Regions from separate parts of the Homo sapiens genome. Here regions 2 and 3 are each linked to region 1. A link is a loop called in an ENCODE intact Hi-C map of the cell type or tissue named here. Cell type or tissue: PC-3. All regions are shown on one strand. Each heading gives the region's core, and the rest is flanking DNA. Links, peaks and the distances in the headings are about the cores only.

Region 1 (11,344 bases), core at 3,083-8,082:
CACTCTGCTCCTTAATGCAGTAAATGCAAAAAGCCTGAGGCAAAAAGAAACTGAGCTGTTTAAGGACCACCAAGGAGGGTAGCAACTAAAGAGAAGCAGGAAGGGAGAAAGTAGCAAAAGCTGAGCGGAAGAAGTTGGTGAGGGTGGGGGGTTGGTATATCACAAGGACATTGTCAGGATTGGGGTTTCACTCTGGGATGGGGAAACATATTTTACCGTTACTGCCTTTCTCCTCTTTGGTGGCAGGGAGGATAGTAAGTAAAAATAAATGACTCCTAAATAACAACAACAAAAAATGTATTACTCAGTTACCTTCTCTGGGTAAGGTTTATGACTGTGCTGTACTTTTTCCTTTCTCCTAAATATTTTCATAGCATATTCTTTTTTTGGAAGGGAGGAGGGATGGGGTCTTGCTGTGCTGTCCAGGCTGGTCTCAAATGTGTGGCCTTAAGTGATCCTCCTGCCTTGGCCTCTGTAACATAGAACCTTAAACTTTCTTCAGTTGCTTCTTCCACTTCACCATTTTCTCCTTCAGTCCTACCTTATGTAACTCTGCTGTAAGATGTTACCATAAAGAACAGAAAAGGGGGACAGGAGTGGTGGCTCAAGCCTGTAACACTTTGGGAGGCCAAGATGGGTGGATCACTTGAGCCCAGGAGCTCAAGACTAGCCTGGGCAACATAGTGAAACCCCATCTCTACCAAAAAAAAAAAAAAAATCAGCCAGGCGTGGTGGCATGCACCTGTAGTCCCAGCTACCCAGGAGGCTAAGGCAGGAAGATTGCTTGAACCTGGGAAGTGGAGGTTGCCGTGAGCCAAGATCATGCCACTGCACTCCAGCCTGGATGACAGAGTGAGACCCTGTCTCCAACAACAACAACAACAACAACAACAACAACAACAACAAAAGAATGGAAATGGAAAAATCACTTTTCTCATATGCAAATGTTAAATACTGCATTTTAATGTCAACTTTAGATCTTATTTGAAGTGCTCCTTCAATGTTTTGATGTGAACTTTTCATTTGATATTATACTATGAAAGTTTAAAAGTAACTGATTGGTGGCATAGCTCTTTGTTTTTGATAATGCATTTTTTTCCAAAATTAATTTTATTCAGAATAAGAGTAGCTATGATCTAACCTAATAATAAATGAATAAAACATGAAGAAGAAATGGGTCTGATTAAAAATGGTGCAGAAACACTATTAAGACAGGGAAGGCTTATTAACAGAATGCAGACACAAGGAATAAGCCTGCTCAAGAACAAATGAGAATAATAAGCTCAGTGCAGAAAATGAAAATAAAGATGTTAGCCAGCTCTCCCTGGGACATGAATTTCAGTTGCTTTTCAGATCTTGGGGACAACTTGACCTGATCTCCTGTCCTTCCATTTGTTCATCTCAAAAACAAGAGCATAAGCTGGCTGGGTAGGAGTCCAATTTTGGTCACAGAACAAAGGTCCAAGCTACTTAGATCAGAACAGAACTGATGCAGTTCTAGATTGGGTTGGGTATCCTGCCAGTGGAACCAACTTATCTTGGGCAAGTGTGAAAAGGATTGAAAGCTTGTGCATTGGACGTAGTGTATTTCTCCCAGGGCATTCAAACACTTCAAAGAGAGAGCCTCCGCTTATAAAAGGAATTGAGCACATATATTAATGAGAAAATGTACAACTTAAGAGAGGATAAGGTAAGAGTTACTAAAGCTAAACATTTGTATACTTTATGATCCATTAATCTACTCCAGGGTAAATACCCCCAAAAAAGAAGGCATATGAAAAATACACATATAAGAATGTCCATAGCAGCTTAACTACCTGTTGTGCGTATACTTGACACATAATAGGTGCTCAATGTGAAATTGAACACATCTTTATATGCCACGTGTGGCTTCACAGACCAAATGGTACAAATTAATTGCATATATTTATCTATCAGTTTAGATTCCTTGGTTCCTCATTTCAATAACATGTGCCAGGACCTTAAATGCCCCAGCTCACCTTGCTTTTTGCACACATCTAAGAACACTCAAACCATGGCTAACCCCACATTTTAGGTAAGTAACTGGTATAACTAGAGACAATTACAGAACAGGGTTAGTTGGTTTAACTCTAAATTCATGATGACCTACCCCCAAATTGCCTGGGAATCCCTAAGGTTTCACCATCAGTTCTCTTTCTCATGGGTCACATAACTATTTCAAACCTCTCTCTAGAGAGAGAACTGATGGTCAATGCTTTTTTTTTTTAACCATTTTTCCCAATGGTTTCCCTCAAACCTCACTCTCACTAAATGGTTTTGCTTCATAATTTATAGATACATCTCATCAATTTCAACTCTCCCAACCTCCTGACATCAAGATACAACACTTCCTCCATAGACACGTCTTAGCCGCCTCCTCTCCTGAAGTGCCAGACAGAACTATGCCTATCAGAGGCCATTTCCGTCACTTATATTAGGAATGCTTCTCCTCTGCCCTTCTCAGATCTAAACAATATCAGTTCCCCTCCATTCTGTGTATTTAGCTCTGACCGGAGTCTGTTCATTGTCTTTTAACCAAGCTCAAGACTTTCTCATTAAAGCCATAGCAAAGAGCTGTTGTTTTGCAACAGCAAAAACAAATCATTTTACTCAGTCTTCCTTTCTTCTACCTACTGCTATCTCTTTCCTGCCCTTCACAGCCAAAATTCTCCCAGGAGTTGTCCACACATCTGTTTCAACATGTTCACCACTCATTTATTTTTTAACTCCCCACTATCTGTCTTCCAGCTCCTCCACCCCACGAAAAGAGCTCTTTCTAAAATCACCATTGACCTCCATATTGTCCAACACAATGAACATTTTTCAGTCGCCTTCTGGCTTGGCCTCTCAACGGCATTTGATGCTCTTGAACCCTCCCTACATCTCAAAATGAAACTCCCTAACACAGCCCACATATTCCTTGGCCTGCCTGCTCCTCTCTCTTTAAGCTCATCACCTGCCATGTTCCTCCTCACTGCCCCAATTCCAGATATTTCTGCCCTCTTTCTAATCTTTACTCTCACCAAGATCCTTCCTGTGATAAGCCTTTGCACATGCTGTTCCCTCTGCCTTTCCTTCTTTCATTTCCTGTAACACTTCAACTCATGCTTCAGACATCACAGTAAGTGCCAGGTATTGTGGGCCTTGACAAAGCCGAAGTGCCCTTGTACTTCTTCCCGTAATACTTGTCAAGATTGCACATTTGCATTTGGTTTACTGAATATTTAATAGATGACCAATTCTACTACTACTATAAGCTCCACAAGGGTAAGGACAAGCCTTAATCACCATTACATCCCAGCATTCAGCATCGTACCTGCTATTAGAGGATACTGGGATGGCCAACCCTGCACACTAGTAGAGACAGTGTATTCTGCACTCAGACTGCCTGGGCTCAAATCTTACTTCTGCCACTTGCTGACTTGAAATATTGAGCATGTTACTTAATTTCTTTGAACCTCAGTTTTCTCATCCATTCAGTGGGAATACTAATACCTGTACTACTATCTTCCTCAAAGCATTGTTGTGAGGGCTAAATGATTTGATAGGAGTAAGGTGCTTAGAAGAGCCCCAGCTAGAAAGTAAGATAAGTTCTCAATAAATGCTGGCTGTTATAACAATCATTACTCATTGAGTCAATAATAAAATACCAAATTGATGAACTGGCCTGCAAACAGAATACCTCTAAGTTTCTTTAGCACTCTTTTTTCTGTTTCTATGCCTAAGGCATCTTAACGTCACCTTCTATTGGGGAAAAAATTTTGCAGACCACACTAGGAAACTGAAACTAGAATTAGACAATACTGTCTTTTTAATTCAATGATCTTTACCATTCCTATAGCCACATGGGCCCTATGACTATTTTTTAAACTTCTATTTCATAAGCATATATTTCATATGTTACTTTGATAATTGAGAATAATTGAAGAAACTTCAGGTTCAAATTGGAAATTTTTTGTGCTATGAAAGACTTTATGTGGGTAGAACTATCCCTTATTTTCAATGGTAGAAAATCGAGGCTAACAAAATTCAAATGACCACAACGGTGAGGAGTAGACCCAGTCCAGACCTGAACGACTGACTCAGGCCACTTGGCTTCACTATCCCGAGTTGAGATGCTGGTTTTTTAAGTTGTTTTGTGTGGCACAAAACTTCACATGTTGCCTAGCATACACTACTGATTAAATACTTTAGGCAAACCTACTTTATTAAAAATTCATATTATTCTATAATCTATCTTTAAGAAATCAGATTTGAGGTCTTTAGAAATAATTTATTCAAGATTAAGGTAACTATGCAGACAGGCCCATTATTAGAGAAAGCACAGTGTTATTAGCAAACAAAATTTAAAAAGAACACTCAGGTGCTCCACTTACTGCTTTATCTCCCAGAGCTGTTCTGATACTAAGTCTCACTTTAAAAGCATTTTCTGCACCTGCCAGAAAAGAAAAAAGAAAGAGCAGTATATGATGATTAGGATCTGCCAAAACAGAGTCTGAAAAATCCTAATATGTAATGCAACTCAAACTAATGGAACAAAGAACTACAATTAAACAGCCCCAAATACTCCTGGAAGTTTAACCTAAATCATCTTAGATGGTTTAATATTTTCTTTCAAACTCATTAAACACTCACTGCCCCAACTTTCAAGCCACAACATGTCTGCAGATTTAGAAAAATAAAGAGTTCTTTCAGTCGATGACTTGTCAAACATGTAGAAAACTGTTCATCTATTTTTAAATTTCAAGGCTACATACCTGGTTGACAGAGTTCAGCATGAATGGCAGTCACCAGAAAAAAGAGCAGCCACAACATTCTTTCAGGGTGGAAAACACAAGGCAAAGTGAGAAAAAAAAAATCCACGCTGCACTTAAATCTGCCTTAGCCATTCTGTGACCCGGATTAGAATATCAGAGAAACAAGCGAGCCACCACCAAAAAGGTTTAATGATTAACACCCATCATTTGGGTTAATACTTCCATAAAAACAGCCCATCTCCTGTCAGTTATTTATGAAAACCTGTTTGGAAAACAGATTAGTTGTTTTCCCTACTCTGACTCTACCTCAAAAGAATGTCTTCTTTGCTGACTCAAAGTTGGAATCCTCCCCGACCCCTTCTGCGATTCTCTGGTTACGTGTATGATGGGAAGAATTGAGTCCTGTCTAGAGGTTTCCTTGACATGCACTTCCCACCTTTTCGAGGCTGAGATACCTGGTTCTTAGATAGGCTATCTTCATTCAGGAAACAAACGTGACTCCCTTCTCTCTGGTAAACAAAGGGTGCCCTCCGTGAAGGGCCTCACCTGACTCTCACCACAGCGGGTGAACATCCCAGGAGAGCTTCGGAGCTTCCTCTTACCTACTTAAGGTTAGAGGGTGGGAGGAGAGAGAGGATCGAAAAACTACCTATCGAATACTATGCTTATTATCTGGGTGACAAAATAATCTGTACACCAAACTCCAGTGACACACAATTTACCTATACAACAAAACTGCACAGGTGCCTGCACATTCACACATAGGGAATGATTGTGTTCAGCCCTGAGGTCTGGCACTTGAATTAAATCAAAGTTAATGATACAGAGCAGCACTGTCCAAGGGACATTCTGTGGCGATGGGAATGTTCTGTGTCTGTACTATCCAATATGGCAGCTACTACAGGTAGGAGGCCATTGAGCACTGGAAATGGAGCTAGTGTAGCTGAGAAATGGAATTTTTGTTTAATTTAATTTAAGTAGGCACATGTGGCTACTGACTACATTGGTCAGTACAGCAATACAACAGTAATTAAAAGTTACCCACTCTGAAGTACCTTCACTGGGTTATTTCTCTGATCCTCAGACACTTCACAATTGTTATCATCATCTCATACGGGAGGGAACTGAGGCTCCAGCGTTGAAGTCATTGGCAGCAATGGGATGAGTGGGATGGGTGTCACTTTACCAGCTAGGTTGACTTACACTTGAACCCTGTCTCCACCACACCCAACTGCTCTGTGTCTCTGGTCACCATTGGTCAAAATTGGAATTGATCAAATACCACAGTCTCACTGATAAGTGGGAGCTAAACATTGAGTACACATGGACACAAAGAAGGGAACAACAGACACAGGTACCTACTTGAGGATAGTGGGTGGGAGGAGGGAGAGGATCGAAAAACTACCTATCGAATACTATGCTTATTATCTGGGTGACAAAATAATCTGTACACCAAACTCCAGTGACATACAATTTACTTATATAACAAACCTGCACATCCACCCCTAAACCTAAAATAAAAGTTTTAAAAAACCCTGAAGTTGCAACAAAGCCTCAGAGATGCTCTGAGAATTAAGATAATGCGTGTAAAAGAATCTTTCCCCGGTGGGCATTCCACAGATGCCAATCAACGCCCCGCCCAGAGGTTGATGTCAGGACTTTCCTCTCTACCATGCTGCCTCTTCATAAATTCAGTCCCCAAATTCCACCCCATTCCTCAAAAGTCATGAATGGCAGAATTAGATTGGGTGACTCTGGTGTTAAATAGAAACATTGGATTTTCAAAGCAACAACGAGGAAAATATCAACAATGAGACTTCTGCAGCACTTTGAGAAACACATCATTTCTCCCTCCTTGCGAGGGTGGTATTTTATTGTAAAGGACCCACATCCATCAGCTAAATCCAACTGAGAAAGCTTTTTCTCATCTCCTTCACCTTGGTTGCAAGGACACGGAGTCAGGAAAAGCTGTACTAAAAGGAGAGGGAGCCACAACTTAGTCCAGCCATCCTAGCAATGTCACTGTATTAGGTGCAGTGGAAATTTCCAGAAGGAAGAGCTCACCTAGCTAACATCTGAAAAAAATAAAGCCAGACTAGATGAAGTCATCTTGGGAAATGTTAAACTAGATAAAGTCATCATGGGAAGGAAAAGTCAATACACATAGAGATTGTAACAAAGCATTTTACTTACATCAAGGAAGAAAGCTATGCTAAGAACATAGAAATCTGCTTCAGCGGCTGGGCACAGTGCCTCACACCTGTAATCCCAGCACTTTCGGAGGCCGAGGCAGGTGGATCATGAGGTCAGGAGTTCAAGACCAGCCTGGCCAAGATGGTGAAACCCCATCTCTACTAAAAGTACAAATAATTAGCCGGGCGTGGTGGCAGGTGCCTGTAGTCCCAGCTACTCGGGAGGCTGAGGCAGGAGAATTGCTTGAACCCGGGAGGCGGAGCTTGCAGTGAGCCGAGATCGTGCCACTGCACTCCAGCCGGGGCAACAGAGCGAGACTCCATCTCAAAAATAAATAAATAAATAAATAAATAAATAAATAAGAAATCTGCTTCAGCTTTCCTTTAGCCTTACACTTCATAAAAGTATCAAGTGGCTTTCTTTGGCTTTTACTTAGTCATTGATGTAACTCGGGTTGAAGACAATAGAACACTGAGTCTTAGTGTAAGTCATTCATTTGAGAAGACAATCTCTTTTGAATGATGGTTTCTCAATGTTTGTTGTATCATCTTTTCAAAAAGAGCAATAGAAATTCTTTTTAGAAAATACAAAGCAGCACAAGGAGAAAAGTAAAAATCACCTGTAATTCCATCAGCGTCAACGAATGACCAATTGTCAATGTTTTCTAAATATTTGGAACATATCTTTCTGCCTTGTGCTTTCTTTTTTGTGTAAATACATGTACATTTCTTCTTAAAAACAAAACTGGGGTCATGCTATTATGCAGCTTTGTCATCTTTGTTGAACTTAACTGTGTTTTGTTGTTGTTTGTTGTTTTTTTTTAATAGAGACAGGATCTTGCTCTGATGCCCAGGCTGGAGTGCAGTGGCACCATCTTAGCTCAGTGCAGCCTCAACCTCCTGGGCTCAAGCAACCCTCCTGCCTCAGCTCCCAGAGTAGAAACACAGAATTCTTCTTCAGGTTCCTTTAGTCTTGCATTTCTTAAAAGTGACAAATTTCTTCATAAGCTTTTAGTCATCTATGTAACTAGAATTGAAGACAGTAAAATATTGAGTTTCAGTCAGTGTAAGCCATTCATCTGAAAAGGGAAGACAATCTCTTATTTCATTATGATTTCTCAATATTTGTGTTCTCATTTTTAAAATGATTGAAAAAAGCAATAGAAATTCTGTATAGACAATATAGAGAAGCAAAAAAAAGTAGAAAACATCCATAATACTACCAGAATGGATGACCAATGCTAATATATTTTCATAGTTAGAATGCGCCTTCCTTAGCCTTGGATCTCTTTATATGTTCTTGTAGGATGTTGTTTTTTCTCACTGCAGTGGCACTATCAGAACAGAGTAATACAATGATGGGAATAAGACGCACCCTTGTCTTCTTCTTTACTCTAATAGGAATGCCACTACTGCACGGAATCTGGCAAGTGGCTTTAAAAATGATGTGTCATGTGATACGAGCATTATATTTGTAATTACAAAAAATTATTTTCCTCAGTAATTGGTGTTGCATTTTATCAACTGCTTTTCACTATTAAAATTTTTACCATTTGGTGTATTACATTAATACATTTTTCACATTGATTCAATTCTTAGATAAAACATTTTTTTAATTTATTTTTAGTATGCTGCTGGAATCAATTCCTGGTTTTTCCCCTATGATTTTTAAACCTATTTTCTTAAAAGAATATCAGGTAGGTTCCTTTTCAAGTGCTGATTCTTGAAGCGTTTTTTTTCCTAGCCTTTACCATCTTGAAAATGATACAGAAAGATTTCTAACATTGTCTATGTTTAGAAATACATATAATGTACCAGAAATAAAGAGTTCACAGATGAAGAATCTGGACCATGTGCATTTTAGAGGAAGAGTTCTTCAAAATTTTTCATTCCTTACATTATCATTTATTTCAGGTTTTATACCTCTTTCTGAATCCATTTTGGCTGTTTACAATTTCCAAGAAAATATTCTGTTAAGATTTTCTAGTATCCTCATGGACTTTATAGAGTATTTCCCATAAAATATCTACTTTTGTTGTTATGTTCTCTTTATATTTTCTAATACGTGTATTAATTTTCTCATTTTGATTATATTATCTTTGTTGTTTAATCAAAGAAGAAGATCTTGGACATAATTTGCAATTCTTTCTGTTTTTTGATTCATAAATCTTATTTATATTGGTTACATACTGTAACAAATTCATTGTTAAATAGTTTGATGGAGATCTCAGTAAAATAAATGGAAAACAGAACTAGATACTAGGGTTCTTGCCTCTCAGCATATTATATTTTCCTATACTTTTCAAAGTCTTGCACAAATTTAGTGCTTGTCTTGATGTACAAGTTTTAAGTAGTAAGTTTCCAGAGCCTTCATATCTGTATAAATTGCTTCATAAAATGCTCATTTCAGCAATTTCACATATGGGAGCTTCATAACTTATTAGTAACCATGGTAATGATGACAAATAAAGCAGTTCAATCATTCTGAATATGTTACTATTTACTTCCAAACGTTCAGAGTTTAGAGCATGTAGATTTAAAAGTTCAGATTACTGTTGCCATGAGCCACACAAAAGGGCACTGAGTCTCCTGAGATGGGAAAACGAAATTGATTTCTCCGTGTTTTTTATACTCCACAACACTCTTGAAAAGCACTTTCTGGGCACATAACTATGGATCTACTGCTCTGGGGTAAACAGAATATGAGATCACATGAAAAGAAAACACATGTGTCGTTCTTTTGATTCATGCAAGATCCCTTAAGTTCACTAGATTCGTATAAATACGTGGGCGTATGTAGGCTCCATTCACCTCCAATAAAGCAAGAGGTGGAGATGACCAATGTTTCTTTTAAAATTGACCCTGGTTATTTTGTTTCATTATCAAAAACAGAAATTTAGTAAATATATAGCTCCTAAAATTAGTAAACTGTAAAACCATCTCAAATGTGACATTATTCTGTATATTTTTATTGGATTTTCAGAAATGTTATCTGGCTGTGACACATTAAAAGAAATCAATTAAAACTTTTAATAATTGAACATAGAAACTTTGTATAAGATTTTAAAACTTCACACTTTTTGCTGCTGGGCATGGTGGCTCATGCCTGTAATCCCAGCACTTTGGGAGGGCGAGGCAAGCAGATTGCTTGAGTCCAAGAGTTCAAGACAGGCCTGGACAACATGGCGAAACCCCCTCTCTACAAAAAGTACAAAAATTAGCCAGGCTTGGTGGCATGCACCTGTGGTCCCAGCAACTTGGAAGGCTGAGGCAGGAGGATCACCTGAGCCCAGGGAGGTTGAGGCTGCAGTGAGCCATGATTGTGCCACCACACTCCAGTCTGTGTGACAGAGCGAGACTCTGTCTCAAAAAATAAAAAAAACAAAAACCAAAAACAAAACACACACACACACACACACACACACACACACACACACACACAAACCCCTTTGGAAGTTTTAATATCTTAATTAAATGGCTCTACTCAATGATTTCCTAAATGTTGTAGAATTTTAATAAATGACATCCTTCCTTGTTTAAATTGTAATGAAATGGATATACTATATATAATAAACAATATCAAGATGTTTGTATTATTAATAATTTATACAATGTTTTCAGTATAATTAGGCAACAAAAATAATTTTATTCTCTTTAAATTGTCAGTGTTAAGATACATGGAGAGACAAAGTATTTTTGTCTATTGTGTGTAAGTTCTATTTTAACTCAGTGGTTTTCAATTGGGGGTGATTTTGTGCTCCAGAGACACTTGGCAACGTCTGGTGACATTTTTAGTCATCATGAATGGCAGATGAGAGGATTCTACTGGCATCTAGTGGGTAGAGGCCAGGGATGCTGCAAAACACCCCCACAAACTTTAAAAATGTCATTTAGGTAACTCTTTTCTTCTTGTAGTTGAGTTAATGGAAATAACCCACACAAGGAAGAACAGAAGAAAAAAGGGAGACAAGTGTGTGTGTGTGTGTGTGTGTGTGTGTGTGTGTGTGTGTGTGTGTGTGTGTGTGTGTGGTTTCTCTAAGGCTAAGAATGTAAAAATATATACATTGCAATGCATTTCATGGTACTTAATTTCCAGTCACAAGCTTATTAGAACTTCAGTTTATGATTCAAATTAGTCAACTCAGTTTTCTTAAACTATCATATTCATGGGCTACGAGAAATGCAAAAATGAACCAAATATAGTCTCTGCCCTTCAGGAACTTACAATTTTGTAGGACACAAAAGTAAATCACGATGGCAATAGATGCACATACAATTGTGAACAAAATGCTATAGGAACACTGGAGAAAAAGAGGATAAAAAGTTACTGGATTTGACAAGTCAATTATAAAACTGTTAACAAAAGAAAAATAG
Region 2 (11,344 bases), core at 241-5,240, 60 kb before region 1:
CGAGTATCTGAAGAAAAGGTTGAAATGTTACTGTAATAAAAGCGGAAATAAATTTCTACACAGGTAAGTTCCTAAATGAAACACGTGGGTTTAGTGGAAAAAATGGGAGTAGTCCAAATTCAATTCGCTGAGGCAGAAAATACGATTAACTTGATCAAACTGAAATGGAGAAAGCAAGATATAAAATCTGAAAGCTAAGAATAAATGAACAAGGAGCCTGGGACAGCAGTGAGGCAGGCAGGAAAATGCTAGAAGCCAAGAAACTTTGAGAAGCAAGGGAAAAGGGAGAATAGTCTACAGTGATTCTGTAGAAAAACTAGCCCAGAATGGCCAACTGCAAGCACTGACTGAATTATTGGAATTTTTGTTCACACTTTTTTGAGAAGATATCAATGTTCTGATAGTTCCCCAGAAGCGTTCTCTCTGAGCGCATTCCGAGAATGGAAAGAATTCACTGAAGACTCAGGAGATGAGACCCAGAAAAACAATTGGTCTAAAGGAATGTATTGTCTTTGAGAAAAATTGGAGAATCAGAAAAAATTAGAAGACCAAAGATGCAGGAAAGATGTTCTATGTTTCAAAAAGATTGGAGGAGGGGGTGGATTTCATAATGGTAAAGGGAAGTTTGACCTTAACACCTAGTAAAGCTATAAAGTAAATTTTTTTTTTTTTGAGACGGAGTCTCGCTTTGTCACCCAGGCTGGAGTGCAGCGGCGCGATCTCCGCTCACTGCAAGCTCCGCCTCCCAGGTTCACGCCATTCTCCTGCCTCGGCCTCCCGAGTAGCTGGGACTACAGGCGCCCGCCACCATGCGCAGCTAATATTTTTGTATTTTTAATAGAGACGGGGTTTCACTGTGTTAGCCAGGATGGTCTCGATCTTCTGACCTCGTGATCTGCCCGCCTCGGCCTCCCAAAGTGCTGGGATTACAGGCATGAGCCACCGCACCCGGCCTAAAGTAAAATTTTTAGAATGTGATTTGCACTTGGAAAAATATATCTCTGGTCCATTAGGAATTCACTAGGAATAAGTCAGATGCTGCCTGCCCTATCTCCTCTCTGATAGAATACAATAGTAAAAAAATATATCCAAAGACGTAGTGTATCTTCCTTTTCAATAAGGGATTTAACAGAATGTAAAATGCTATGACTAGACCCAAATGTCCCCTGAAACAATTACACAGTACAGGATTAGGCAGTCCTCTGGTAAACAACAATTCATGTCCAAAACAACAAGAATCTTGCTTCAATCATTGTTTATTGAATACCTACTATATGCCAAACACTATTCTAGATTTTGAATGTAAGCTAATAAATATTGTATTATATGAGGTGACAATAGAAGGAAGACAAAAATAGTGATAAATGTCATGACTTATAATAAGCAAGAAATGGAGGATAGAGAATTATGGGGTGGGGAGAGGGATTTTCTATAAGGAGGGCCTCTCTGAGAAGGTGACGTTTGAGCAAAGACCGGAAAGAAGTGATGAAAGTTGTGCGGATCTCTGGGTGAAGAAGTTTTCCTAGGGAGAGGGAGCAGCAAGTGTAAAGGATGTAGGCAGATTTCAAGAACATCAGAGGTCTTTGTGACTGGAGCTCAGTGTGCAGGGGAAAGTGGCAGGAGGTGAAGTCAAGGAAGAAGCTAGGGTCACACCAGGGAGGTCTTAAAGACAATTAACTGTGAGACTTCAGCTTTACTCTCAGCAACATGGGAAGACACTGGAAGGCTTCAAGCAGAGAAGTGATCTAGTAGAAGCTTTAGCAGGGTCACTTTGGCTGCTGCTTAGAGAATGGACACTAAAGGGGTAAGGATGGAAGCAGGGAGGCTAGTTAATGAGCTACTGCAGCAGCCCAGTCAAGCTGGTTGAATAAAAGCTTAGTATGAGCTTCAAGATCCAACTAGGAGGCCCAGTAAAAATTACTGGGCCTATAATTACATCTTATACTATATTAGACTTTGCTAATATAAGCATTAGATACAAAATAATCTAGACTATAACATTCATTTCTGTGAACCACAATTTTAGAGACGCACAAGAGAGCATCCAGAGGAAAATAAATAGGAGAGCAGATGGATCTAAAATAATATAATTTGGAGAATGGTTTAGATATGGAAGAGAAGACAGGGTGGACAGCTTTCTTCCATCATGGTACTGCCATTTAGAAGAAGACTTAGCATAGTGGATTTACTCTGCCACTTGTTAGCTGTGTGACCTTAGGCAGGTAATATCCTCCCTGCACCTAATTTATTTCAAGGCCAATGATAGTTTTATATCCATTTCATAGGGATGTCATATTACTTGAATTAATACATAAGAACACAGAGAGTAATGTTGTAAGCCTAGTAATAAAAGCCACAGAAAATGAAAGGAGCTGTGTAATAATTAGAGAACTTCCACACTGGAATGTTTAATCAAACCATCTGCAAGGTCATCTTTCAGAGACACTGCAGCAGACAGAGACTGGCTGGGAGTTTGACTCAAAGGTCTGTTTGGACTATAGGATCCTGCATTGTAGGAGAAGTCTGCTAGTTTGTGCTGAAACAGCAGGATGGAGGAGCTCACCAATGGAATGAGTAGAGTCATATATGAAAGGAAAGGGGAGTCAGCCAGTAGTCTACATGAGCCCAGCCATAGAGAACCTCTCAGCGTGCTTTCATCACCCAGTCATGGTCAGGTCCTGGTATAAAACTTCCTACATACAGAGAAGAGAAAACTTGAGTCTGTCACGCTATCTTGAGGAAGAAGGGGAAAGTCATAAAGGTAAATGACTCCCTCTCAATATTTACAGATGTTGTATTTGTTGGTTGCATATGCTTTGTACCTGCTCCTGTATATAAACTCTTCACAACAACTTTACAGGTAGAAATAGTGAGATCCATTTTATAATTAAGGAAACCAACTGTTCCCATGATTAATTCAAACTTCCACAACTGATAGGCAATGGGGCTACATTTTGATCCCAGATTGCTTAAGAGACCTTTTCTCTCCACAGAGTCATGGGTTCAGTTATCTGCTAACTTCATGCATGTCTAATAAGTCCTCATCAATCTGTCATATTCTGAGAATAAGCAGGTCCCCATAAGCAAAATTAAAATGTACTGCTTTGATTACACCAGTTATACATTTTTAAACCGTTTTAGTTAGAAATTTTTCTTCAATATATTCCATCCCGATCGCGATGCTGCCTGGACATTAGTTTAGGGTTATATTTCAGATGACTCAGTGTCATCATCTTAAATAATATTTACTGGCTAAGCTATAATGTGACAATGTCTTCAAGGCTTTACATTAAATGACTCAACAGCTTTATTGCTATTAATTCTGCTGTTTCTGCACATTCTGAGTTCACAGTCACAGTATCAACTTTCAGTAGCCCTGCTCTCCACAAGTCCCCTCCCTGTTTCTGATCTGCTATCTGCTAAAACCTAAATGGAAACTAGATAACCATGGAGTTCAACTAGAAACCTCCCTTTTCATAGGCTGAAATCCGAGGGTGGGTCTTTATTCTGCTAGAGCAAAGTACATAGACTTTGAAATCCATATTTCCCTTACTGTTCAACTTTTTATATCCTTCCAACTGAGTCACAAATGCTGAGGTTGCCAAATAGCTATAGGAGAAACCTCTTCCAGTTCCCCAAGTTGGGTGGATAACTTTGGTAAACATCAGAAAAGAAAGGATGTTTTGTTCAATTTCTTATTGATTAATACTGCTGACAGAACAAGGAAGGGTATCAGGAACACAATGCATAGAGAAATTCAAAACTTTGCATGGTCAAGAACTATTTGCATTCAGTACAATTGATTTTGACCACATGTTTATCACACAAAGTGAATTTATAAGTGCTTTATAGAAAATAAATAACTAGTTGGGCTTTCAGCCCAAAGGAAAAGCTAAAGCTCTTTCCTGTTTACATTTTTAGTTGCATAGCAGTCCCTTTTTTCCTAAATGTAAAAAGTAAAGTAGAGGTTCCTCTTCAAAGACTTTCCTCCCTGTCTAATTAGGAATAAATAATAGCTTCTCTTAGAAGCAAAATTCATTCAAAAACCTGTGCTAACATTCTTAAATATCTGCTAGCCATAATAAAAAAAAATCAATGTACTTTATGTTCTTAGCTCCCACAATTTAACCTAAATATTTGCCCTGGCATCCTTAATACTGCTCCAAACAAGCATTAGGTCATAGCCTGTTCCTCTTCCTTATTTGAAGGGGTTTTTACCTTTCTCAACATTCCACAAGTTACTTCCTCCTTCCTTTGTTCTCCTCTGCCTTTGCCTCTTTTAAAAAGTTCTAAGTTGCTAGCCAGTCAAGACAAACACAAAATGTGAGGTCCCGTTCCAGCCAATAAGAACCAGACACAACAGTAGGGTAGACGCGTCAAGTTATAAATAACCCTATCTCCTTTGTTCGGTATACTCTCGTAACAAAACTACTGGCAAGTGGACCCTTTCTACAGAAAGTATAAAAATAGCCTTACTAAAAAAAATAAATCTATGTTCAAATACTATTTATTTATGGCACCAGAAAACAAACATTTCAAACACTAAAGATACAGCAAAGATAATCTTCATTAACCAAACTGATAAACAGTTTCAATAGACAGAGTTCAAATTTGTGAGAATAAACATTGGATTCCAAGAAGGTTATACTGATTGTTACTGGCCTGAATTTATGATAGTACAGTGCCTGCCACAGTAACCGTAATTTATTTTGATACCTATACTGTACAAAATATCAGATAGCACTAGAGCAAGGAACTCACTAGTATAAATTTACATCTAAGACTTTAGAAGCAAAACATGAGCATTTATCCTAAGTGAGATGGGATGCATGGTAGAATTTGAACAGAAGAGTTACACGATATCACTTACATTTAAAAGAAATCCTGGGCCGGGCACAGTGGCTCACACCTGTAATCCCAACACTTTGGGAGGCCACGGCGTGAGGATCTCTTGAACCCAAGAGTTCAAGACCAGCCTGGGCAACATGGTGAAACACTGTCTCTACTAAAACTACAAAAAATTAGCCAGGTGTGGTGGTGTGTGCCTGTAGCCCCAGCTACTTGGGAGGCTGAGGTGGTAGCATCATGTGAAACCAGGAAGTTGAGGCTGCAGTGAGCCGTGATCGCACCATGGCACTGCAGCCTGGGTGACAGGAGTGAGACCCTGCCTCAAAAAAAAAAAAAGAAAAAAAAAAAAAGGAATCCCTCTGGCCACTACATGAAGAACAAACCACATATGGGGCAAGACTACAGTCAGAGAGACCACTGAGGAAGCTGTTGCAATAATCCAGATGAAATATAATGGTGGCTTGGTGGTAACAGTAGAGTTGATGAGACGTGATTGGATTTTTAATACATTTTAAAAGTAAAGCAAACAAGCTTTGCTGGTGAATTGGATGTAGGCTATGAAAGAAAGAGTCAAAGATCACTCCGGGTTTTTGGATTAAACAGCTAGAAGGATGAAATTAACATCAATTTAGATGAGAAAGATTGCTGGTAAAATAGGCTTAAAGGGAAGACTGAAAGTTTAGTTAAGTTTATGATATCTATTAGCAACCCAAGTGTAGATGTTGAGAAGGCAATTGGATATACAAATCTGGAGTTTGGCAGAGAGGTCAAGGATGGAGATACAAATTTGAGAATTGTCAGCTAGAGATGGTTACTCAAATATTGTCTCTCAGCTAAAACTAAAAAGAAAATATCTTACCTCTTCAAAATCCCAGTGTACTGAAAAGTATTAAAGTCTAGACCTCAGGAGGGAAATTGGAAGGATAAATAGTGGGGGAAAGTTACTTGAAACAACTCTCCTTAAAAGAGACATCTGTGAACAGAGACCTCAGAAATAAAACCACACATCTACAACCATCTGATCTTTGACAAACCTGACAAAAACAAGCAATGGGGAAAGGATTCCCTATTTAATAAATGGTGCTGGGAAAACTGACTAGCCATATGCAGAAAACAGAAAGCCGACCCCTTCCTTACACCTTATACAAAAATTAACTCATGATGGATTAAAGACTTAAATGCAAAACCCAAAACCATAAAAACCCTAGAAGAAAAACTAGGCAATACAATTCAGGACTTAGGCATGGCAAAATATTTCATGACTAAAACACCAAAAGCAATTGCAACAAAAGCCAAAATTAACAAATGGGATCTTTTTTTTTTTTTTTTTTTTTTTGAGATGGAGTTTCACTCTTGTTGCCCAGGCTGGAGTCCAATGACTCGATCTCGACTCACTGCAACCTCCGCCTCCCAGGTTCAAGTGATTCTTCTGCCTCAGCCTCCCTAGTAGCTGGGATTACAGGCGCCCACCACCATGCCCAGCTAACTTTTTGTATGTTTTTAGTAGAGACGGGGTTTCACTATGTTGGCCAGGCTGGTCTCAAACTCCTAATCTCAGGTGATCCACCCACCTCAGCCTACCAAAGTGCTGGGATTACAAGCGTGAGCCACCATGCCCAGCTCAACAAATGGGAACTAATTAAACTAAAGAGCTTCTGCACAGCAAAAGAAACCATCATCAGAGTGAACAGGCCATCTACAGAATGGGAGAAAATTTTTGCAATCTATTCATCTGACAAAGGTCTAATATCCAGAATCTACAAGGAACTTAAATTTACAAGAAAAAAACAAACAACCCCATCAAAAAGTGGGTGAAGGATATGAACAGACAATTCTCGAAAGAAGACATTTATGTGGCCAACAAACATGAAAAAACGCTCATTATCACTGGTCATTAGAGAAATGGAAATCAAAACCACAATACGATACCATTTCACACCAGATAGAATGGCAGTTATTAAAAAGTCAGGAAACAATAGATGCTGGCTAAGCTGTGGAGAAATAGGAACGCTTTTACACGCTGGTGGGAGTGTAAATTAGTTCAACCATTGTGGAAGACAGTGTGGCGATTCCTCAAGGATCTAGAACCAGAAATACCATTTGACCCAGCAATCCCATTACTGGGTATATACCCAGAGGATTATAAATCATTCTACTATAAAGACACATGCACACGTATGTTTATTGCAGCACTATTCACAATAGCAAAGACTTGGAACCAACCCAAATTCCCAACAATGATAGAATAGATAAAGAAAATGTGGCACATATACACCATGGAATACTATGCAGCTATAAAAAAGAATGAGTTCATGTCCTTTGCAGGGACATGGATGAAGCTGGAAGCCATCATTCTCAGAAAACTAACACAGGAACAAAAAAACAAACACCACATGTTCTCACTCATAAGTGGGAGTTGAACAATGAGAACACATGGACACAGGGAGGGGAGCATCACACACTGGGGTCTGTCGGGAGGTGGGGGGTAAGGGGAGGGAGAGCATTAAGACAAATACCTAATGCATGCAGGCCTTAAAAACTAGATAATGGGTTGATAGGTGCAGCAAACCACCATGGAATATGTACACCTATGTAACAAACCTGCACGTTCTGCACATGTATCCCAGGACAAAAAAAAAAAAAAAAAAAAAAAAGCCATCTGTGGAATGAACAGGAAGGAGAAACGGGAGTTTCAGGATCTTGGCCAGAGCATTGTAGTCCTCACTGGTTTATGGCAAAGTAGAAACATCTCAGAAGAACAGGGTGGTTAAGTTGAGGCAAGGTGCCAGTTCAGGAAAGTCAGCTGACATGACAGATAGTCAAAGTCAAGGGCTTAGACGCAATCCAGGTCAAGGCTGCAACACTGGTGGGCATTTAAGGCATAGAAGACTTATTGTGGAACCAGCTCTGGCATCTCAGCTAGAGTCTGAGGGTGACCGAAGAATTTTAGACTTTGGTCAATGCTTCCTAATTGACTCTAAATATCTTAGAAAACCCCTTTATTTTATTGGCCTCCACCTCAGTCTATGGATTGTGTATGAGTCATGTTTTCTGATCCAACTGGAAATGTTCAACAGTAGTTGTCTTCTTGAGGTCTAGCAGGCTCATCTTGGACACCTCATTGTATTCCTCCCTCCTCGTCTTCTAAGGGATTTGTCTGGTCTGAGCCATCAGTGGAGCTTGGTCAAGGTTAGTTACAGACTCCAACCTCAACCTTCCTATTCACTCGTAGAGTCCCTTCTATCAAGTTGGAAGAAGAGACCTCACAGAGAACTAACAGAACAATAACTCAATAGAGCCAGTTTTACTAAGTCCAGCATTGGTCCCAGGAATGCTGGTCAACGTTATAAAGTCCCAATTTTACTAAACACTGTTTTTGCCTCCTGTCAATCTGACGACTTGAATTTTTTTAAATATTATGATTCTCTTTTTTAATGAGTCAAGAGTAAAGCTCAAGCTACCCAATCAACTAATTAAAATTTATCCTCCCTATCACCACTACATACACATATAGTGGCACTATTTATACAACTTCCATCCTTTATTTTTTTTCATGACACCACCATCTGCTACACGGTACTCATAATTACATGTTTTACTAATGTATTCCTTTATTATCTGTCTCTCCCCACTAAAATATAAGCTCCAAGAGGGCAGAAACTTTTCTCTATTTTGTTCACTGCTATATCTTCAGCTGCTTAGAAAAGTGGCTGGTGCATTATAGGTACACACAATAAATATTTATTGAATACAGACATTGTTCAGCAACTCAGTAGTAAGGAGGAAGAAGAGGGAAAGCTCAGTTGTCTACCCTGTGTGTAGCATAATTCATTTTCATATGGCATATTTCATCTGTTTATTTGCCCATCCACAGAATGTGATGGATAGAGATTAGTATCAACTGAAAAAAAGGTGGAAAAATTTTCTGGAACAAAATGAGATTTGGAAGCTATGATTCAAGTTACTATGGTAAAAGACGTGAGAGAAAAACAGCATGATTACTGTAAGTCAGGCATTGGGCTAAATGCCTTACATATGTTGTCACTGAATCCACCAAATGACCCTGTAAAAATGGTATTGTTACTACCTTCTCATAGATGAAGAAAATGAAAGGCCCAGGCGCGGTGGCTCAGGCCTGTAATCCCAGCACTTTGGGAGGCTGAGGAGGGTGGATCACCTGAGGTCAGGAGTTTGAGACCAGCCTGGACAATGTGGTGAAACCCTGTCTCTACTAAACATACAAAAATTAGCCGGGCATGGTGGTGTGCGCCCGTAGTTCCAGCTACTCAGGAGGCTGAGGCAGAAGAATCGCTTGTACCCAGGAGGTGGAGGTTACAGTGAGCCAAGATAGTGCCACTGGACTCCAGCCTGGGTGGCAGAGCGAGACTCCATCTCAAAAAAAAAGCGGGGGTGGTGAGAGCATAAATGAAGTTTACCTCAATCAAGCTGCTTCTTCTCGCAAGGTCATACTATTATTTACTAAGTAGCCAAGCCAAGTGTTGAACACTGGTTAGTCTTTTCCCTGAGCCAGATATCTCAGCCCACAGTTAATGTTTTAGGCAACAAGAGAAATGAGGACCCTCCAGCATTGTATGAAAAGAACCATATTTATGTTGCAACTACCATGATGCCAAAGCTCACTGATGACTGAAAGTGGGTGTCAAGGAATGAGGTCACAGCAATGGAAATCCCTCCAGTTGGTTTCACTAATAATTTTTATTTTATAAAAATGTATTCTGAAATTTATTCACCTACTTTTTATTTTAATATGACATTAATTCTTCACTCCTACCCAATGCTGGCCCATCTGTGGCCATAAACTAGAACTGATTTTCCCATAGTTGTGGTTATCAGAATCCCTAGATGGTGAGATTGTTCTAATTGGGATATCAAAGTGGAATATTCCATAAAATAATAGTATTCTAGGATATAAATATAAAATGGCATATAAAAATAAGTATTGTAGATCAAGATTCAGGACATGTAAACACTCTTTAAAGTGGGTCAGCAAAACATAGGGCTGGTAATTCTAGCACTGCTAATTTATTCCACAATCTGGAGGGCTCTGAACTCAAGAGGTTAGAATGCTATCAAGAGTCCATGCCATTCCTTGAGGAGCTGCTATTTATTAAGTGTGGTCCTAATAACCAGCCATTAACTTCAGCAAAGATGAGATAGTCAAGTAGTCACAGACACATGCAAAGAGGCCAGAATACTGGCTAAACCGAGAAGCTGTTTTGGCAGCCATGGTGGATGCATTTTTTTCCCAAACAATGTATCAAGAGAATTAGGATAAGATGATTATGACTTGGAGTTCTCAGACATGCCACTCCTGTTAACAAATTGTTATATTAGTACATCACAAAAATAATATGCCAAAAGTCCTGAGAGAGAAAAAAAATAATGATTGCAAAGACAGAATGGCATGGCAGAATATATGATAATTATTCTACAAAGTATAAAATTCTCTTTCCATTTGTGCCCCTCTATGACACACAATGTCCCAGATAAGAACTTATTAACACCAGTGGTGCATGAGAAATTGTAAGCTTCAAGGCTGGGAACTACTTTGGAGACATCAGATCTCTGGAAAGGTAGAAGGACCCGGGTGAGGCTCAGAGGGAAGCTTGCTGGTCTGGTCTATAGTAAGAGAAGGGATCTTAATTGGGGCTTTGAAGTTTTGCTCTAGATTATTCTATAAGACTGGTCCCCTGCCCAAGGATGCTATTGTTTATTTGATTGAAGGACTCCTTTGTTTTCCCTGTATATAGAACCTAAGCAAGTGGTTAGTGAGGGAGATGTGGGGGAAGATATCAGAGGTCATAGAACCATCTCATTTCCAAAAATTACAGACATAGGGAATGCGTAAGTTACTTTGTAAATTTTCAGGTGCTTAATATCTGAACTTCAAAGAGGACCAATCTGAAAGTCAAAAGTCAAAGGGTAAGGGCTTTAATTTTATGCCACATGAATACATGCACTTGAAATTATAAGAACTTTTCTGAGGTCTTATCGTGTATCATATTTTAAATAAAAATCCCTTGGTTTTTGATGATGCCAGAGATGTAATGTCACAATGATAATGTCACAATGAATATATAAAAACTAGAAGCTAAGTTGTGTAAGAGCTTTACTCCTACTTCATTCTTTGCCACCAAAGACCCTCCTAAGATTTACCAACTTGTCTTCAATCCCATCAGGAGTGTTCTTTGGCTGCAAAATATGTTCAGTGCCTAGAAATTACACAGTGCAAATTCTAGGGAAGCCTTGCATCTTTTCTGGGGACAGTCAAAATGTGGTAGGTCTTAATAATATTAATTTGGATTCAATGCAGAAAGGAATTGGGGCCCTGTTGCCTTGAAATTTGGATATTGCCATCATGCTACAAGATGTTATTTTTAGATCTTGGTGATTACCAGTGTTTTTCAACATTGGTTGAAAGGCAAACAAGGACTGAGCAACCTCTACAAGGATGAAGTAATGAAGCAATTATAAA
Region 3 (5,000 bases), core at 1-5,000, 72 kb before region 1:
TGGATAATTTACTTTAGGCCTTGTAGTTGAGTCTCATTCTTGAGCTTCTTGAATTGTAGAATGCCAGTGCACCTTTTCTTTTTCCCCAGTAATTTCTTTTGAAAACAGGTAATCTGAATTGTTGAGGACATGATTGTTAATTGAGGGGTATCCCTGATATCAAAGGGCAGGCTTGGTAATGCAGAAGAAATAGCCCCGTGGCCACACAGAGAGCTTCAGGACCTCTACAGATCAGCAAACTTACGATTTGCTCTTGCCATCTCATTTTTCAAGACCACATACTCTTCATATAATGGCCTCAGCTGCTTGCCGACCTCAGATCTCCAGCTTTCCCAAGCCCAGAGCCTCTCATTGTAGTCTAAACTGTTTGCCATTATTTCATTCAAACCTGTTATCCCAAAGCACACAAAGACAAGAAAAGATGCCTTTGTAAAAATTTTATTTGTAAAGAACTACATGAACTTTAAAGAATTAAAAGTAAGGTTGGCAGACATCAGGTCATAAAGTGGTTAAATAAAATCTCATGATTCATTCATGTCCTTGCCCTTATAGTTCCAAAATATGTCTGCAGAGAAAATAAACCACTGAAATGACTTACTTACTGACTTGATCAAATTAAGTAAATGTGATACAATTTACAAGAAAGTTTTACTAAAAGTTAAAAGAGCATCTATGTGTTGAAACACACATATCTGCAATCATTTTTAAAATCTGAGAGAAAAGTAAATTTCATAATCACTACTAAAAATTAGTAGCCTACCTGGTTCAAGTAATAAGCATTCTTGTGGATTATCTGGGTTACAAACTTTTCCAGTACTGTAGATGGTGCTCATTGTATTTAGAATTGTGTTCAACTGCAAATTAAAGATAATAAACAATGTTAACAATGGAAATTTTGCTGAAGAGAATGCTAATATAAAGATATCCTTTTGACCACATGATTTTTTGATTACTCAAAATACAGCAATTTACTTCTTTGCCATGTATCTTTCTGTATGTGGAGAAGGAATAGCCCAGTTAAGTTTCCCCACTGTCGACTAGCACAAAGTACTATAAGCACATAATAAATATATATGGAGTAATTGAAATAACCAGATCTACCAAAACCCAAAGAAGTTTTCTTATCCACACATACACAGAGAGGTGCATTTTTTGTTTCATTCAGCATTTATTGAACCTGGAATATGTCCTACACTCTGACAATTCTGAAGTGAACAAGTCAAAGACCATAAAGTCATAGGACAGTGAGGCAGCCATGAAATCAATAACTATTAATACATAACAGAATGACAAGTGCTATAACTGTCACCAAAAAGTGATGCGGTAGTATAGGAGCAGGGAGAAATTAATAACTAATAACCAGGAGATTCAAGAATGGGTCCAAAGAGAAGGGAAGATAAGAGCTGTGTCTTGGAGAAGAAGTAGGCACTGGTCATGTAGAGAAGGGAGGTAGAGGGAAGAGTCTAAAAGATGGAAGGAGGTTGGAAAAGACAAGGCATTCTCAGGGGACAGTGAGATGTTGAATGAAACTGGAGCAATGGTGTTCATTAGGGGAAATGAAAGACATGAGAATGGAGAGACAAGCAGGGGCCAGATCACGAGGGACCGTCTATGCCATACCAAAGTTTTTAAACTTTACCCTGCAGATAAAGTGAAGGTGATATAGTGAAGCAGTGCTACTCCAGGTGTAATCCGTGGACCAGTGCAAGTGACAGTTTGTTTCCATTCTGTGATAAGTACAGGAATTAAGAGAATAAAAGTTTATAAACTTTGGAGAACAATTTGATATTTCCATGACATCTAAGCATGTAATCAATGAACTTAAGCAAGTATTGATCTGCAATGTATTGGAAATAAAGGAATAAAGGAGGGAGAAAGGAAAGACGGGAGGGAGGAGAGAAGGAGGGAAGGAAGAAGAGAAGAAAGGAAGGAAGGAAGGAAGGAAATGGTTCTCTCCCTCAGATTGATTTAAGAAGCACTGGATTAAAGGATCTGTTTCTCCTTCTCCTATTTCCCTTTGGTTCTGCCTTGAGAGTCATCCTAAAACATGAAATAGATCCTATGTTTAAAACTTCCACACGATCCCATAGTCCAAAGGAACAAACCTAAATTCCTTACCATGGCACAAAACCCCTCATGGTCTCTCTCCAGCTCTTCTTCAATCTCCACGGCTTCCTCTCCATCAAATCTAAGCAACCTTGAGTCCCTCCTCTTCCCAAACACTTTAAGCTCTTACATGCATTTCAGTGGTTTTCAGTCCTGGCTACACATTAGAATTATCTGGGGATTTTTTAAAAAATAGAATTTCTAGGTTCCACCTAGGCTAGACCAGATTGTCTATATGCGAATGGGCAAGGTTTCTTATAGTGTCCTTGTTGGGGGAAAAAATGGAGAAACATAGAATGGATAAAGTAAAGTGCATTGATAATTAGTTGGATAATTGGACCCAAAGAATGCAGAAAAATAAATGTTAACTTGTAGAAAGATACATTTCACATGGTTTTATCTTTGCCTTTTTGATGCATTTTTATTTTTATATTCACAGATTAGAACATACAAAGTTCCAGAGGACAAGCAACTGAGAAAGAAGACTTTCTTTTTAAATAGCTAAATATTTTAGGTTAAAAATATTTCAATAGGCTATATCAGAGGTCTGCAAACTGTGTTCTGCAGACCAAATCCTGTCTGCTGCCTGTTTTTGTAAAGTTTTATTTGAACACAGCCATACTTGTTCATTTATATATTAGCTACAGCTGATTTCCTGATACAACAGCACAGTTGACTAGTTGCAACACAGACAATACCTAAATACACAAAACCTAAAATATTTACTGTCATCTGTTCCTTTACAGAAAAAAAAGTTTGCTGTTGACATTGTGGACAAGATCATTCTTTGTTGTTGGGGGCCATCCCATGCATTGTGAAATGTTCTGCAGCATCCCTACCCACTAGATGTCAACAGTATCCCCATTTGTGGCAACCAAAAACGTCTCCAGACATTGTCAAATATCCCCGGAGGGCTAAATCACCCCCAGTTGAGAACCACTGACATAAACTAACTGTATTCTTCAGGCTGCCTGATCCTTCAGGAAGGTGACCTAACACTAGGGGGTGTCCATACACACCACAGTGCCAGGGACAATCTCAGTTTAACTCTGTGTTTGAATATAATAATTACCAGTGTCTTTCACTCTCAAAGATTCCAGTTTGAATAATAAATTATATGGACACCTTACCTAGGCATAGAGAGAGATTTTTCTAACATCAGCATTACTATTTTTTCAAATAAAGGCAGCTGCTGTGGGTGATATTAATGTTTAATATTTCCCAAATATTTCAACTCTTGGGATCAATGCTAAAATGTTCACAAACGTACCCGTTTGCTCTTGTCTTCTGAGAGCACTGAAGACCCATTTTGCTGAAGAGCCTGCAGCTGAAGCTTGACTGTGAGATTCTGAATTTCTTGTAGTGGATACATTTGGGCAAGTGTGGACTGTTCCTTTAAAAAGGCAGACCATTTGTCCCCAGCATTATTCTGAAATGACAGAAAAGAAAATTGAAGTTGGAATGGCATTGCTTGAAGAGATAGAACAGAAGATATAGTCCAAATAATATCTGGTGAAACATTTAATATTTCCTGAGTGATTTAGTCCTCTACTCCGCTGAAGGTCAAGGTTTAGGTTAAGAGTGACCAGGCCACTTTTGACCACTCTCTCTCTCTCTGTCTCTCTCTGGCCTATTGCCTGGTTTTCCCAAGGGTCTTGTCCCCAGAACTGGAAATGAATTCTCACAGATAATCCACATTGTGGGGCCCTGGAATTTATAGCCTTAGTGCTGTGACATAGATGAGTTGGCCAAGAATTCAAAGACGAGTGCTCTAAAAAGAGAATCCAGTAGAGCTCAGAGTGGACTTAATGAGAATACAGCCCCCTAATAACAATGGAAACCATAAGAAATGAGAACCGGTTCACAGTAACCTCCTAGCTGCCGTGACTTAGCCCAGGGATTTTGATCTTAAGTTAGGATTCCCAAAAAAGGCTTCCCAGAAAATGGCCATTGGTAGCCATGGTGATTTTCTACCAGCAAAAGAAATCATCAAGCAAGTGATGATGCCAGGACACATTTCCCCCCCTCCTGAATCTTGAACATCAGTTGGAAAGTGGACTTCTCCAAACTACTGTAGTGTAGTCTTTTCTCAACTTACAAATTCATTTCCATTTACCAAAGACCAAAATGAGCAACTACTTGGTATATTGTACTGCCCTAGACCACACAAAAGAGATAACGTTTGAGGAAAGTAAGAATTCTGCTCCTGGACTCAAGTACCTTAGCCTCTCTGAGCCACAGTTGTCTTATCTGCAAAATGAAAGTAATAATAGGACTTACCTCCAAGGACTGTTGTAAGGATTTGAAGAAGTAACAAAAAAATGAAATGCTTACAAGAGTGCCTAACACATCCTAATCATTCAACAAATGTTAGTTATTTTATTATTTATTTATTATTTATTATGTTATGATTTATTTTATATTTTGTTATGTATAGGGGAAAAGTCGTTGTCCTTAGATTGCTTTCCATTTTATCAGACAGATAAGATATGCATTATAAATGTTTCATTAATGAAACATAAGAGTATATAATAATGTATAAATTATGAGTGGGCCAAGCAGTTTCTGTTACAAGAAAGAGGAAATTCATGCAGGTGACCATACTTGGCCAAGCCCTCATGCAGAAGTTGCAACTTAAGACAGACCTGAAAGTAGGTAGGAGTCAGATGAGTAGAGAATACTTTGCAAAATAATTTACCTCATTTGATTTTCTTAACAACACTATGAGGTAGAAAATCACTCTCTCTCCTTTTTTGTACATACAGAAAGCGGCTGAGAGAAATAAACAGTGGAGCTGGCAATCAGCCACCAGCATTTGATCCTGGCCCTGTGGCAGACAGACTCTAAGAATGCTCCCATGATCTCTGCCTTTGGTGGTCACACCCTTGTGTGAT

What was found. Hi-C counts contacts between places; a loop is a spot of excess contacts. Peaks named below come from ENCODE experiments on the same cell type or tissue, not always from the same donor. Only the 100,000 strongest peaks of a DNase experiment are listed, where the experiment ranks them.
Region 2: a loop joins it to region 1, with 2.6 times the contacts of the local background. A loop is called at or near these places in 3 of 110 quality-filtered maps.
Region 3: a loop joins it to region 1, with 2.1 times the contacts of the local background. A loop is called at or near these places in 4 of 110 quality-filtered maps.

Annotation. Positions count from the first base shown.
Region 1 is chrX:15,659,940-15,671,283 of GRCh38, forward strand. CLTRN (collectrin, amino acid transport regulator) reads right to left here and starts at 4,866. Exons shown (of 6, transcript NM_020665.6): 1 at 4,779-4,866; 2 at 4,398-4,456. The coding sequence starts at 4,836. In PC-3, for the core only: no CTCF peak of the experiment used is centred there; DNase peaks (open chromatin) are centred at 3,702 and 5,132; H3K4me3 peaks cover 1,486 bases; H3K27ac peaks cover 2,702 bases.
Region 2 is chrX:15,602,919-15,614,262 of GRCh38, forward strand. ACE2-DT (ACE2 divergent transcript) reads left to right here. Exons shown (of 2, transcript NR_126564.1): 1 at 1-63. It also overlaps a transcript of ACE2 not described here. Among named protein-coding and RNA genes, the nearest start is that of ACE2-DT, 5.7 kb to the left of the region's middle. RefSeq lists a promoter at 1-82. In PC-3, for the core only: no CTCF peak of the experiment used is centred there; a DNase peak (open chromatin) is centred at 3,353; H3K4me3 peaks cover 1,542 bases; H3K27ac peaks cover 2,640 bases.
Region 3 is chrX:15,591,469-15,596,468 of GRCh38, forward strand. ACE2 (angiotensin converting enzyme 2) reads right to left here. Exons shown (of 18, transcript NM_001371415.1): 2 at 3,377-3,535; 3 at 761-854; 4 at 245-388. Among named protein-coding and RNA genes, the nearest start is that of ACE2, 7.0 kb to the right of the region's middle. In PC-3, for the core only: a CTCF peak has its summit at 3,114 (motif pointing right); no DNase peak of the experiment used is centred there.